Regions from separate parts of the Mus musculus genome. Here region 1 is linked to region 2. Evidence: chromatin loops called from intact Hi-C (ENCODE). Cell type or tissue: heart. All regions are shown on one strand. Each heading gives the region's core, and the rest is flanking DNA. Links, peaks and the distances in the headings are about the cores only.

Evidence for each region. A loop is a pair of places that touch in the nucleus more often than their neighbours do. Peaks named below come from ENCODE experiments on the same cell type or tissue, not always from the same donor. Only the 100,000 strongest peaks of a DNase experiment are listed, where the experiment ranks them.
Region 1: it touches region 2 in a loop (2.0-fold over the local background); 1 of 42 quality-filtered maps calls a loop at or near these places.

Annotation. Positions count from the first base shown.
Region 1 is chr9:107,382,878-107,390,440 of GRCm38, forward strand. No RefSeq gene overlaps it. Among named protein-coding and RNA genes, the nearest start is that of Cacna2d2, 13 kb to the right of the region's middle. In heart, for the core only: a CTCF peak has its summit at 4,043 (motif pointing left); no DNase peak of the experiment used is centred there; H3K27me3 peaks cover 847 bases.
Region 2 is chr9:107,488,918-107,496,480 of GRCm38, forward strand. All of the region lies in intron 3 of Cacna2d2 (calcium channel, voltage-dependent, alpha 2/delta subunit 2), which reads left to right. Gm34037 (a long non-coding RNA gene) reads right to left here and starts at 1,866. Exons shown (of 2, transcript XR_871151.3): 1 at 1,749-1,866. In heart, for the core only: no CTCF peak of the experiment used is centred there; no DNase peak of the experiment used is centred there; H3K4me3 peaks cover 302 bases; H3K27ac peaks cover 3,260 bases.

The DNA of each region.
Region 1 (7,563 bases), core at 2,221-6,220, 110 kb before region 2:
GGCTGCTGTCCCTTGCTCCTGTGGAGGGGAGGGAGCCACACACGCTCTCTCTTTTCCTTCACCAGTGATCAAGGAGAGAAAATAAAAACCTCCATAAATACCAAGGAAACAGAGTGTCTAGAACCTGGCGCCTGTGCTGTCCCACCTGCACACAGGGGAAAGGAGAGTGGAGAACACAGGAGCGTGGCACCTGGGGTCCCTCTCTGCAGCCTGTGCTCTATGACAGCAGGGGACAGGATGGGACTGGAACTCATCTTCGCTCAGGCCCAGTCACCCCCAAACACTACCGGTGTTTAAACGCAACCCTCTTGGGCCCCCTTCCCTTCTCTGGGGTCTTTACCACTACACAGATCACTCATCCCTCACCTCCATCTTTGTTCAGAAACTCTGTCTATATTGAGATACTAAGGTGTACAAAGGTAGGGTTTGCTAAGGTTGCCAGTGGGTAGACATCTAGAGAATAAAGATGTCTTCTCCTCCTGGGTTCCTCTCTGTCACTGGGCTGAGGGTGGAGAGTACAGAGGCAGAACAGAGTGCCAGTTGTTACAAAGACTTCCTTGGCCCAGTGCTGTTTGTTTGGTTTTGTTTTGTTTTGTTTTGCTTTGCTTTGCTTTGCTTTGCTTTGCTTTGCTTTGCTTTGCTTTGCTTTGCTTTGCTTTGCTTTGTTTTGCTTTGCTTTGCTTTGCTTTGCTTTGCTTTGCTTTGCTTTGCTTTGCTTTGCCTTGTTTTCCCTCCTGCCTCTTCTCTGTGTAGCCCTGGGCTGTCCTGGGACTCACTCTGTAGACTAGGCTGGCCTTGAACTCACAGACATCCATCTACCTTTGCCTCCTGAGTTCTGGGATTAAAGGCATGCACTACCACCTCCTGGCTTGGTCTTCTGGTTTTAAGATAACTTAAACCAATAGGCCAGACGATATAACTGCAATGCACCTGCTGAAAGACCAGGCTGCTCCAATTAGGAAGGTCCGAGGACTGAGTTGGAGTGGCGCAGGTCTCAAATGGAGGGGGAGCAGTCTCTGCACTGCTTGAAGGGTATCAGAGACAAAATTTGACCTTTCTGGGACCTAAGTTTGATAGGGGAAGATGAAGCTTTTGTTAGCACTGCGCTCCTGCTCCAGATTTAAGGAGGACCACTAAAACAAACAAACAAACAAACAAACAAACAAACACCAGAGGTCTAAAGGAAGGAAAGGTGGAATTTTCTAGAAGAAGGACATGTGGAAATGATAGGTATTTTAGCCAGAGAGAACAGCATAAATAGAGCTGCCCTTTCAAGGAATCAGAGCTTATGAAACCTGGGGGAAGCATGACAGAACTCTAGCTAAGGAAGAATAAACACAGATCTCACGACCTCTCCTTGTCTTGTGTGAGGAGGCAGACTAAAGCACCCTTGTCTTCCAGAAGCGAAAACTGAGGTTCAGTGGGAATTAAATGACTCGTCCAAGGTCAACAGTTTTTGAGTGGCTGAGCTGTGACATATGCCCAGGTCCCAGTGCCATTTTTCAGCTCTGACCTGAGCCAGGATTCAGACTAAACTCAGGCTTGTGGCTTGCCAGCCTCTGAAACCCTTGCAAATCCCTCCTGGGAGTAGGAAGTGTCAGAGGAGTAATTAAATGATTGAATGAGCAGGGCCAGTGACTGGAACGAGGCACCAGGCCACACCAGGTGTCCTTCCAAAGAGCCACATGTCCCCACGTGGGGGCTCCAAGAGCTTGCACTGTAGGGGGGCCTGTCTTCCCATCACAGTGGGAGTCAAGCTGACTCAGTACTCTGTGCAGAACTATGGAACAGCAGGCTCAGGGCTTAGTTGGGCAAACTTCCCTATGCGTAACCAGTTCCTGCCACCAGACTGTTCATAGCATGGAGGGTAGACTCTGGACAGACTGGTTAGTGGCCAGCTGGGCTGGGGGAAGGGGGATGACTTCTCCAGATCCATTCTCAACTTGAATTAGTTCCTTAAACTAAAGCAAGCTTGGGGGGAGGTGGGAAACATACCTGGGGTTTCTTCCCCTATGCAGAACTCTGACCCAATGTCTTAGCCTAGCTCTCCCCCTCTGCCTACCATCCCAACTGCGTTAATGACTTTTTAATAAATTGAAAAATTGTTTCAATACCAGATGCGATCCTGGGACATTGTTCGTGACTGTATTGAGCTTAAGTCAAATGCTTTGCATCCCCAAATCCGACTGATTAATAATTACGAGGAGAAAGTCTGTCTTTACTGTAATGTGTTTAGGAAAACTGATGGATTTAATTTTTTTATCGGCCAAAGTAAGAAAATGTAATCTTTCTGAAAGTATCTAATACAACAATGCACCATAATTAGTTTCTCTGGAAACAGGCATAATGGAATAGAATAATAAATCACTTCTCCCATCCCTTCCTTCTGATGGAGAGAGATTTCCTGTCTGTGGGGCTGGGAATACAGCAGGGAACAGGGTTGGTAGGGACGAGGTGGCCATGGCTGTGTGGCCTCATCTCCTCCCCACTGACTGGGCAGATGTCGGCTCTACTTTTCCAGGGTCACGGGGCACCGCTTCCTCGTTCTCAGGTCAGGCTCCAAGCATTTTGTCAGAGGTCAAGACCCAGGATTTAGGAAGACAGTAACTCCTGCCTGTCTCTTGGCTCCATGTGGGCTGTCTTGACTACCTTCCTTGTCTAGGCAGCCTGGATACAGGGCCTTGAGAGGGCAGTAGTGAAAAAATGATTATTTTGGCTGAGTATTTAGAGATCCTGAGATGAGGGAGGTGAGGCAGGTGGGCAGAGGAGGGTATGTAATTCACAGCTGAGATTGCTCACAATATCTAACCAGCATGGTCCTTAGCCTGAGTTCTTGTGGCAAAAGAGATGTTAAAAGGAGGGAGGGGTAGAAGATGGATCCATCCCATCCCACTAAGAGCTATATGAGGAATGACTTACCCCCACTTCTCCAGGGGTGGCTTTACCAGACAGAATTCAGTCTTCCTGGACCTTACTCCCACTCTGGGGCAGCCCTGCCTGGCAGCTCAAGTCTTTAGTCTTCATCCCCTGCACCCCAACCCTGGGCCAACACCCAAAGTGTGTACTGTTTCCATCAGACTCTGGATTATAGCCTGCCCGGACCCCCCTCCCCCGCCCCCTTTGCTGCCGACAGGCCGCAGGCCTGCAATCAGTAATGACAGGATAATTGTTTGTTTTATTGATCATGGCCACTCTTCTGTGGCTCGGTGATGGATGATGTGAGAGGGGACACACCCTCTCGCTCTCGGCGCAGGCACCCTTCATACCAGGAGAACTAGAGATGCTTTTTCTTGGTCCTATTCAGTTTACCACCTCACTTCCCCCTGCTCTATGACAATGGAGCCTCGAGGCTGAGCCCTACTATCTCAGATCTGCAACCCAATTCCTTCTTTCTCCCCACTCTCTATCCTCGGATTTCTCCCTATAGCTCACACTTCAGGGGGACCCTTACCTAAGTTAGAGGTCCAGAGGAGCAGTGTGTGACTAAGGTATCCCAGAAGGTGTGTTACAAATGCCTGCAGACTGCAGGGTCCGTGAACTTCCCTCTTGAACGCTCTATACACTCTCCCAGCTGGTTTCTGTCTCAGCCTCTCCCATGGTAGGTACCTTGGCTACATTCTGGGCCAAATGTACTGCCTGAGCCCAGGTGAGGCTGCACCTTCACCAGTTCCATTTCTGGGAGACCCTTTGGGAACAGGACAGGTGTTCAAGTGTGCTCAAGTGCTATTCTCTCCTAAGCCTGTCCCCAGAGAGACCTCTGCTCTAGGAATCCCTGAGCCTCCTTGTCTGTCTACCTGAGTGCAGTTTACATTTGAGAGCCAGAAGTGAGAAAAAGGCTCACACAGGAAGATTAGGGACATCTCATTTCACCCCTCAGGATCCTGATGGACCAGTGGCTGGAGAAAGTGGGTATCCAGGACTGGGGGGGGGGGTAAAGGGGAGAAGGAAAGGGGGGGGTGTCATTTGATGCCCTGTCACTTAATCACTTTGCTCAAACTAAAAGTAGGAGTGCACCTTCCTGCCCCCTGGTGGTCAGGTGAGGCTGCATGGTTGGCTCTAGCTATCTAGGCAATGAGAGCAGTAAACAAAACCTGTGCTATTTCTAAGCTGGCCAAAGAATTCATCAACTGATGTGAGTCCTTTAGAGACCCCATCTTCATCTGCCATGACAACAGTCAATCTTCCAGGCTTAGCGGTTTGGTCAGCCCGCTCTCCGTGTGAAGATGGCATGGAGCAGAGAGTCTCAGCTGACCCATGAAGGACATGGAGCAAGGAAAAGAAATAAACCTTCATTATTCTAAGTCACTAAGATTTGGATGACTGTTATTGCAGCCTAACGGAGTCCATCCTGGCTGACATAAGAGGGAAGGTAGGCCCTCCTATATGAATCAGCCTATCTCCACCATTAATGGGCATCCCTCCCTACGCCTTGGTTTCCCTACCAGTGACCTGTCTGTCTTTTGGGACTGTGGGGAGAATCAGATAAGGGGAGAGCGTGAAGTCCTTGAGTCATGGAAGAGTGAACACGGTGTTTGTAGGTGGGGAAGGTGGCAGTGAATTATTGACCCTGGTTGGAAGGTGCTGTTGCCGCTGTGAGAGTGACACAATGTAGTGATAGTCACACTATGACAATAACAGCAGCTCTGAGCTGTTAGTAGTAGTAGTATTGGTGATACTGTTTGTGCTGGTGAAGAGGACAAGATGCACACATAGCCTTGGATGGACGGGAAGGCCTGGAACATTGATTAATTACCTCCACTGGACTGGCTAATTGTCCACTGATCTCTGCTGTTCAGGCACCCTGCCTGTCTGGTCCTGGCAAGCCTTCCAGAGCAGGATTGCATGGTGTCAGGGCAGAGGTTTTCAGACCCAAGACCTCTTTATTTGCCTTAGATGAGCATATCCCAGTGAGCCCAGAGCAGGCTTTTCCTGGGGAGCTGGGTGCTACCTGCCTGGGCAGCTGTACAAGGCATCAGATGGTGTTTTCTTAAAAGCTGATGGGTACAATATGGAATTGCCATGTGCTGAAGGTTTGCTCTGTGTGCAGACTGAGAAAGCGGGGGTGGGACGGCTAGGGGCTGGCCAGCAGAGCCTGCTTCCAGAGCTGCTTCCAGAGCTCAGGGAAACTGCCTTGTACCCATCAGAACCTTTGTCCTTTGACTCAGGATCTCTCATCAGTTCTGGGCAGTACCACAGACTCAGGAGCGATTGCCCTGACTTGCTATCTGGAACTCTCTGGCTACTAGAGGAGGGGGTTCTGCATCAGACACACCCAGAGTGACACATTTGACATGGTTATCTGAGTGAGGGCCAGGACAGAGTAGGTCTTTGGCTATACTTCCATCCCCAACCTACTTCTCTGGTACTGATGGGCAAACTAGGGTCAGAAATGGGTGAGGCAGATTGTGAAGAGCTGGGCCAGAGAGCTGTGTTCCTGCCTCCCAGTCAGGACACCTCACATGACACCTGAGTATGTCATTCTAACTTTTGCTGGAAGATACAGATGAAAATTAGGGGGTAGGAGGGAGAAACAAAACAAAACAAAATCAAAAAAAAAATCAGTACATTCTATTTTTGCTGAGTTGGCATTTCTGTCATCCCATTTTGAGGGGCATGTCTTGTCTGCTCTGAGGAGGTGAGGTGGGAGGGAATAACTCCATTTAAAAGCAGAACTAAAAGAAAACATCCACAGGCCCCATTTCACTGCACCAGACACGATGAGCAAACCATGGTCGTTAACATGATAAAAGTCACTTTGTCTGGGTGTAAAATTCATTTTCCCCATTTAGCACATGGTGCATTTGCCTCCCGCTGCAGTTCCTGGGCTGCAGTCTCTCCCCAAGAACATCCTGAGACTGTCCCCATTCCCATTAGGCAGGGTGCCTAAGACCTAGACCTCGCAAGGCAAGGACCCCAACTCCAAGAGGAACTCACCATATAGTTATTTCTCGGCCACAAGGCAGCTGCCCCACCCCTGAAGCCTTGAGAATGACCTTTAACCTTCTGATTCTGCCAGATCGGGGAATACTTGGCAGGACAGATATGTGGAGCCTTTGAGGACCCCAAAGACCTCCAACTGGCTGGATTGTTGACTTGGTTCTGTCACAGAGCACCTATAGGAGCTTTTTCTGCCTACCATGTACCCCAGCCTTTGCCTGTTCTTTATTAGCCCTGGGGGCCTGCCCTCAGTGTAGGTCTTCACCCCGCTTCCAACTCTCAGAACAGAGAGTTACCAATGCCTTACGCATGCTAGGCAAGGCCTCTATCACTGACCTACATCTCAGCCCCTGGAGGCTCCTTAAACAGTGTATCAGGGTCTCCACGTGGACTTTTCTGGAAAAATAGGACTCCGGCAAGCTTATGGCCCAACCTCGGGAGACCTATAAATTGTCCCCACCTCATCTGTCTGGGAAAAGGGGGTCCCTGTTCTTCAGATTCCACAACTCGCATGTGAAGGAATAGCCCTGGACTCCCGAGCCAGAGGAGCACAGCTCTCAGCTTCAGGGCTGGAGCCTGGGGAGCGAGGAGGCCCCAGCCCCGGTGTCAGGGTGCGGGAGGCGCTGTGTGCATGGCGGGCGGGGCCAGCAACAGCTGTTCACTTACTGAAGCTATTTTATAATATTGCCGGAGCTTTTAAAATAATCCCATTTCTGCGGAATATTCCCAGCTAATTGGAGCTGTCTCTTTCTTATTAAACAGAAAGGTTATAAAAATGTGTGTTGAGGGTTTAAGAGCAATACCTCTCGGCTGCTCTCATTGTTATGACAAAGATCACATACCGGAAGCCTGCACTTGGCGGGCTAGGCCAAGCAGGCTCTGGTAGCTGGGCTGGTATGGAGCAGGCACAGGGGCAGGGGCAGGGGCAGGGGCAGGGCAGGGGCAGGGGCAGGGGCAAGGACAGGATCTGTCAGAATCTCCCGGTGGGACCTTGCACAGCACCGGCTTGAGGAATGGCAGCCCTCCACAGAACAATTGCTCTCTAAACACTTAGGCTGCTGTGACAGGGCTGTCCATCACCCAGGCCTCTGACTGGGAGAATTCGAATAATTTACTGAGAGTCAGAAGGAAAAGGGGGAAAGTGATTCCAATTAGCTGAGCCAGGAAGCAGATGAGCTCGTCAGAGCCTCAGCTCTGGAAGACAGATAAACAGCCTTGGCTACACGATGGGGTGCAGTCCCCAACATCAGTTCCAGCAACTGAGAGACAAGCAGGCCCCGGGGACCAGGAGCCCCCCATTCTTCAGATGGGAGTGTGAAGCCTGCAGCTGCACAAAGGTTACCCCAAGGTCACTCCACAATGAGTGAAAGATGAAATGACTGAGGCCTGCCCAGGACCAGACTTTTCTTGCACCCCAGTCTGGTACAGAAAGTTCTACTTGACTCTGTTCTGGGAACCTTGGGACCCCTTCATTTCCTCCATCAGAGTAACCCCAATTACAGTCTGTCATATATTGGAGTCTTCATCAAATTTAGTTCTAAAAGAACTTCCCTGTTTTTTAAAAAGCTGGGTCTTTGAAGAGGCAGAGCTAATCTCTGAAGATCCGCTTACAGCCTGGCTGTTGTG
Region 2 (7,563 bases), core at 1,562-5,561:
AGTTAGTTAGTTAGTTAGTTAGTTAGTTAGTTAGTTAGTTAAAAATGCAACAGGAAGGAAGTGTGATCAGAGTATTCAGAAAACACTGGTATAGACATAGGGGCCAACATGGTGGCATAGGCCTGTAGAGATGGATGCATTTATGCCAGACACTTTGGGTATGGGGGTGTCTAAAGTTAGGTTTGGGGGTTCTGGGAGTCTGATCAAGGTGGAAAAAGTCAACATTGGGATGGCCATCAGTGCCAGTTAGAGATCAGGCCAGGGTGTTGGGGGATAATAAACAACACTCAAGAAGATGACACATAAGAGAGGGGCAGTCCATTGGCACAAGGTGCAGAAGTCGGATCAAGCCAAGGCTAGACAGTCAAGTGCACTGAGGAGTAGAACGGAACAGTCATCAGGAACAAGGGAAAGGAAAAGCCAGGACCTGGGGTTTGTGTCCAAAATGAAACCATATCTTCCATCCAGACCTATTCAGTCCATGTCCCCACAGCTTCTAAGGGCTCTGGTTCCCATTATACAGGTGAGAAACTGAGACCAGAGAAGTGATAGCAATTGCTGAGTCTCGGGAACGCAGGCCTCCAGCGTGGGGGACAGGTGAGGGGAGATGACATTGTCACCCACAGGAACACACACAGAACCCTGCATTGCCTGTCTCAAAATGTAGCCTGATGAGAGGGCAACATGCACTGGTGTGCTCCTTGGGAAACTCAGATAATGCCATGCTTCCATGATAGCCCTCCCTGACGCTGTCTGTGTGGCTCAGTAAAGGCAGAGAGAAGCATGGGTGAATATACTATGTCAGAACTCAAAGGAAGCAAATCTGCTAAACTTACTGGACAATCCCCCTGCTCACCGTGGACCAGTTCGCCTGGAGAGATATACGGTGGTCATGCTGTGGTTGAGGCAGGGCAGAGGGTACAAAATTGGGGCTTCTCCTTCATTGACACCCTCAAGGGGTTAGACATCATCTCAGACTGAGCCCCTTCAGTCTTGGAGTGCACGAGACTCAGTCTCAGTGCTGCTTGGTGGAAAGCACTTACCCACAGTGAGGATCTGAAGTTGGAAGTTGGTACCCAAACTCCAACCTAAGGCCGTTTATTGGATATAGTGGTTTATTTCTTACCAGGCACCCTCTAGGGGGGGGTTAGGGGCTAGGGTTAGGGTTAGGGTTAAGGTTGGGTTAGAGAATTACCCTAACCCTAACACCTAATCCTCTAACCTAGAGGTAGGTAACCTTAGGGTACCTAGAGGTAGTACAATGACCTGGTGGGTCAAGGACCTGTGAGACACTACACACAACACACACACACACACACACACACACACACACACACACTGTCCAAGAGCCTGTGTGGCTATCTAGGTCTACACCCAGCCCTCCTAAGGCAGTCCATTGCCAGAGTGGAACTCAGGCTGATCCCAACAGTATGTGCTAAGCCACAGGCCTCCCTTTCCTCATCCTGTGGATAGATTTGGCTGCCGTCCAGTGACACAACCCACTCTTTCTGTGCGGACCAAAGTTCTCGTTAAAGCTAAAGCAATCAAACGGGTGGAACTGATGGCCACCTGTGGGTATACTTGCCTCCTCCGCTTGCTCGCTCGCTCGCTCCCTCCTTCCCTCCCTCAGAAGAAGTGTCTTCAAGCTAATAACTTTCCTCTTCTTAGTGTTAAAATGCACCCTGCCTCTCTCTCTCCCTCTCCCTCTCCCTCTCCCTCTCCCTCCCCCCCTTTTTCTCTCAACATACCTGTTACAAGACAATGTGGTGTTTTGCATGTGTGTCTTCCGTAGGAACCCAGTCTTTAAGGACCCAGTAATTTTCTGGGGAAATTTGTGTGTTCTGAAAGTCATACCTTGGGGACACCAGATAGGGCCATTGTCTTGCCTCCACCCCCGCCCACACCCCAGACCACACCCCGCCCACACCCCAGACCACACCCCGCCCACACCCCAGACCACACCCCGCCCACACCCCAGACCACACTTTATGTCTTTCCTTTTGTTCTGGAAAATTGAAATATAAACTGTCTCTCCCAGATGGTACAGAGAAGTGCGGGAATCAATAGCCAAGCTGGCAGGGCCCACAGGGACCTTGGGGGCCTAGGCAGGAGCAGAGAAGCAGCTTCACACCTGCAGAGAGAGAGACCACCACTCTGATGAGTTTTTCCGTGTTACATGTGTTCTGACCTTTTTATAGGAAAACAAATTCGCTTTACTATTTTATATTATTTTTTAGCAACTCATGTCGCGTGTGCGTGGCCAGTGAAGGAAAAGGTTAGGAAACCTGTCACTGTCAACCACCACAAGCCCCTTTCCTGCAGCACAGGCCATCCTGGGGCTGTTTGCCATTTGCCTCTTTTGGTTGCTGGAACTAGGGTGAGGGGTTTAGGGTTTGTTTTCCATTGTTCTGATGGCAATTTTATCTTTATGTTGGAAGCAGAGTTGGGATGGATGAAGGGAGGGACTGATGTGTCCCAGTCACAGGACAGGTAAGGCATGGGTCTGGCTGGCCTGCTCTGCCCAAACTGACACACGTTCCCTCATCCCTTGGGATTCTATAAAGTAGAAGATTGGGACAAGAAGGTCATGGTCAGTGAGTTCCACATGCAAAGCACTGAGCTGGTTACGCGCTGCAGTAAGAGGTCTGAGCCAGGAAGGCACCAGCAGTCTATGTACCGGACACTGTCCATTTGTGCATGCCCGCTCTCAGACAACAAGAGGTACAGAGGTTGATCTGAGTTGGACTTTCTTCTACTCCCTTACTGGGGTGCTTAGATGGACACACCACTACCTATTCAAGACAGGGTGGCAGGGAGGAGAAGTGCCTGGTGCCCAGCTCCCCAGCTCAGCCTCCACGTCTACTCCTATTGTCAGCCCTGGGTCTCCAACCCCCTCGGTGCTGAGCTGCGTCTTGCTTCGTTATTATGCAGATATTTTAATTATGCAGATATGTTTTTAGACAGTTTTAAATATGTATATTATTTACTCATTAGACCATAACAGCTCTGGAAATTGGAAATCTGTATTTAGTATCTAGCAGTGCACAATATGGATCTAATGTGGGGGCCTCAGGGAAAGAGACAACAGGAGACGGCTGGGCTGGGCGAGGCTACTCGGTGGGGCTGCTGGGCATACCATCATCAGGACAGGACCCAGGGACACCAAGATTAGTTGGTAAACTCTGGACACTTCTTAGGGACCATTTTACTGGTCCTCCTCTTGGATAAAGGACAAGGGAACCACTTAGGGAACAGCAGGTAAGCCAAGCCAGCCAAGCCCACCTGGCCTGATCAGCCCCTGCCCTGAGGGGCCTATAGTCCAACCCTCCTGGGCTGTGGCATTAGGTAGACCTGAAGATGTCTCCTGCACCGCTCCCTGACCAGAGGAAGGTCTGTGGCAGTGGCACTAATACTCTGCCTCAGTCCCCTCGGCCACAAAAGAATCCCGTCTTAGGCACCCTGCAATCCTCCATCTGGCCTATAAACTGCATTAGTCTGTGAAGCCTTGGCCTAGGTAGGTGCTGGGCATGTCTAATGCTAGCTAGGCTGTGACTGCAAACACTCTGATAGCCCTCCTATGGTTTCTCAGAGCATCTCTCTGGTGCTACCACTCTGTTCTGGACCTACTGGCCCTGGCCTCTACCTCAGAGCTCCTCTCTCCATCCCAGCTCCCACGTGGCTCATCCCCACCCACCCCCTGGACCCCAGAGCTCAACATTTGGCTCATCACAAGTTCCCTCTAAGCCTCTCAGATCCTCTTGGAAGCAGCAGTAGCAGTAACTAATTAAAACCCAAAACTCTCTAAAACCTTTCCCTCCTGGCTATGCAATTGAACAAGTCCTGTTTGATGGGCAGTTGCTTCCAGAGCCTTCTGCCACCAGTTCTGATTTGAGGGGCTCCCGGATGAGAGAGGATAGAAAAGGCAAGAAGCGGGGTGCTGTGGGCAGGGTTTTTAGAGGGTGAGCCACCTGAGGGCTCTTCCTCCTTACTATTCCCAAGCCCAGTCCAGCCCAGGATGTAGGGACTCCAACCCTCCAGGTGTTGTCCATGGCCTGGGTCCCTTATCTCACACCATCGTCTGTCTCAGTCCCCCTAAGCTAAAGACGTTTAACTTACTGAAATTTGAAGGTACCGGTGGCCCACTGCTCCCCAGGAGAGTATTGTCCCCAGCCCAGCGCACAGCCTGTCCCCTTCTTTCTTGCCTTTTCTTGCAAGAATAGCTCCCAGAGCTCAGGGAAATTGATTGTTAAGTGAAACTCTCTGATAATTGCCTCTGAAATGCCTGCTGTTATCGTGATGGACTTGGCTGTGAACAGCCCTCCTCAGAATCCCACTGCGGTTCCCTCCATTGCTGACCATGGTGGGGACACCACAGGCCAGGCAAGACACCATCAGCAGCTTCACAGTAGCAGCATGGCCCTAGGGACCCCTTACCCTGCAGGGTGTGGTGAGGAAAAGAGGTCCCCAGAGGCCAAACCACAGGCCTGGGATCACAGCCCTGACTGGCTGGGGCAAAGCTCAAGCCCAGACCTCTATATGGGTTCAGATATCTCTGGCCTTGATTTAACATATGTTTGCTATCTACTCATTATATGCTAGGATCCAAGTTACCCTAAATTTAATAGCAACCAGGCACTGTCCCTCACTGAGCTCAGAGATCAAGATGACAGGCACAAGGAAGGTTCCCTGGGTGTCATAAGGGAACATTTTCTGGTGCCCAGAAGGAGTAGGGATTTGTCACGGGGAGTGGGTGAGTCAGGCTACAGGAATCTAGTCAGAAGTGCATGGAGGGGGGATAGCAGGGCCCTGGTAACAGGAGGATTCAAGAGCATAGCCCAGAGTCTAGACAGGGAGTCACTCCCAGGGCACTGTCACTCACAGCCCAGGCTAAGAACAGAGTGTATCTCCCATACACAGCAGACACCCTGGGGACAGGGACAAACTGAGGCTCTAGCTTGACCCAGAGTTAAGTAGCCTGCCTGCCCCTGGCCCATCCCAGGGGCACTAGAGAGGTGGGAGGAAGGTAAGTCTTGGGGGAGGAGGAGGACCCTTGGCTACCCCAAAGCAGGCCTGACGGTTATGTGCTTTGTAAAGACTGAGGACCAAGGCAGAGAGTGCTAAGCTGAAAGCCCCCACATACACACAATGATGTGCCCTACCAGGTAGACACAACAGGAAGCCTACAGGCTGGGCAAGGGCTAAAGGAAACTTCCAGAAAAGGTGGCTAATCAGGCAGAGGAGCAGTTAAGAGGGGAAAGCCCTCAAGTGGACCAGAGCCTGCAAGAAGAACCCCATTGGACAGGGTACCTGTGAGGGCTGCTAAGTTAGAGAAATGGGGCTGCCTAGAGACTGCTCACCCTCCGTGTGGATCTGTTACTACCCGCAGTTCACAGCAAGACCTGGAGGGCCAGACTGGTGCAGCCCCTGCTTGAGGAAGCCATGCTGAATGCAGGCCAGGCCTTCAGGGGTGGTCCCTCTACCCCACGCCCCCTCGCTCTCAGGCCTGTTGGGACCTTGAGCCCCAGGGGCCTGCCCAATTCACCCTGTCCCACCACCTGGCCCTTCCTTCCCACACCACTAGACCTGGCTGTTTAGCAGTTTCCACACGTCCAGCGCCCGGGGACGGGCTGATTGATCTGTAACACCGAAAAAATAATAATGGCTTGATCGTTACCGAGGATTAAAAGTAATCCTTCTGCTGTGGCTATTGCAACTCCGTTATTCACGAGTCAGCGGGCTGACCCAGGCCTTTGAGCCCAGGGGACTCTGTGAGCTTAAGGAGACCAAGGACTGAACCCTCCCTCCGGGGTGCTCCCTTACCTTGTCTGCTAGGTTTTGAAGCCTGAGGATCCTCGTGTTCTTGGGACCCATGAATCCTAGGGTCAAAGCCGTGTGCTGAGAGCGTGAAAGGGCAAGTGCATAAGTGTGCACTCGCGCGCGCGCGCACACACACACACACACACACACACACACACACACACACACACACACACACACAAAATGGCTGGGGGTAAAAGCAGAAAATCAGTAGAAGAATAAGGGAGCAGATTCCTTAGAGCCATGGTTCAGTTTGGGGCTTCAGCCCAGTTTGTTCTCCATCTTTTCTATACTAAGAGGCCTTAGTCTGGTTCCCACATTGCCTTAGACCCAACAGTTATGAAAAGCAATGGCCTCTACAGAGCCCCCAAGTAGCCTCAAGTCCCACTCTGAGGTACGTCTCAGGTCCCAGGGGAAATAAGGGCCCACTAGATAAGAGGAGGGGAGATGCCCTGGTGACTCGAGGCTCCTGCTTTGAGCGGTACCTCCAGGGGCTACCTCCCTGGACTTGGTGGATCTTGCAGCCCAAGTATAGAGCTTCACAGCTGGTGTAGTGCGGTGCCCACTTAAAATGCCACAAATCCCTTCACAGAAGGGTACTGCAGGATTATGAATTGGGAGGTCTCATCTATCCTAGGGGTTTAAGCCAAAAGGAAAATTCTTTCAGATGAAGAGCTTTGGGGGCTAGTGATATTCAGATCTACTCTCTGAGATAAGGGTCCAGGTCCTGAGTGTGAAATGGATTCAGAAAGACTGGAATTGTGGGGCAGGACCCCACCTGAGTAGGGTAGTGGATGATAGTCATTGGAGCGATGACAATGTGGAAGGCAGGCAGCAGAAGTCTCAAGAGAAGAAAGTTTATACCAGGGCTAAGGAGATGGCTTAGTGGGTAAACACTTGCCACACAAGTGTAAGGGACAGAGTTCGATTCCCAGAACCCACATAAAAGCTGGCAGGTGACGATAAGATCCCTGGACAAGCTGGCTAGCAAGACCCATCACATCAGCAAGCCCTGTGCTCCGCAAGAAACCCTGCCTTATTGAAGTCACAAGCATGCACATATATCCCATGTACATACACCTCCGTGCAACAAAAGGAGAACCTGTTATAGGACACATGGCAAATTGGGTAGACTGAAGATCACCCCAGGGAAGTGGGCCTCTATTAGGTTTTTTTAGACCCTCTTTTCTGGGACCTACATGCAGGCCTGATGGACAGGGATGAGATGTCCTGAATACCCAAGACACTGGGGTCTTCTGATTCAAGTCGGAAACCTAAAGTCAGGACCGGGATAGGTGGGGCCAAAATGAGGAACACTAGGTATAGAGAGCCCTGTGAAGGAGTGGTCTTCGGATCCTATGGGCTAAGCAAGGTGAACGTGATAGTAACGACTGGGTTAGGACTCCAGATTAACCCAGGCTCACTGTGCAGCCTAAGCAAGTTGCTCACTGTCCTGCAGTGTTAGCACGCACAGTGAGCAGTAATGGGTCCACATGTGTCACTGGCCAGAGGAACGGCTTGGCATGCAGTGTCCTCCCCATAAGCTGGACAAACTGGACTCCAGTTCCTGGTGGTGGCAATCACTGTGTCTTAGTTAGGGTTCTAATGCTGTGAACAGTCACCATGACCAAGGCAATTCTTATAAGGATAATATTTAATTGGGGCCAGCTTACAGGTTCAGAGGTCTAGTCCATTATCATCACGGTGGGAACATGGCAGCAATCAGGCAGGCATAGTGCAGGAGGA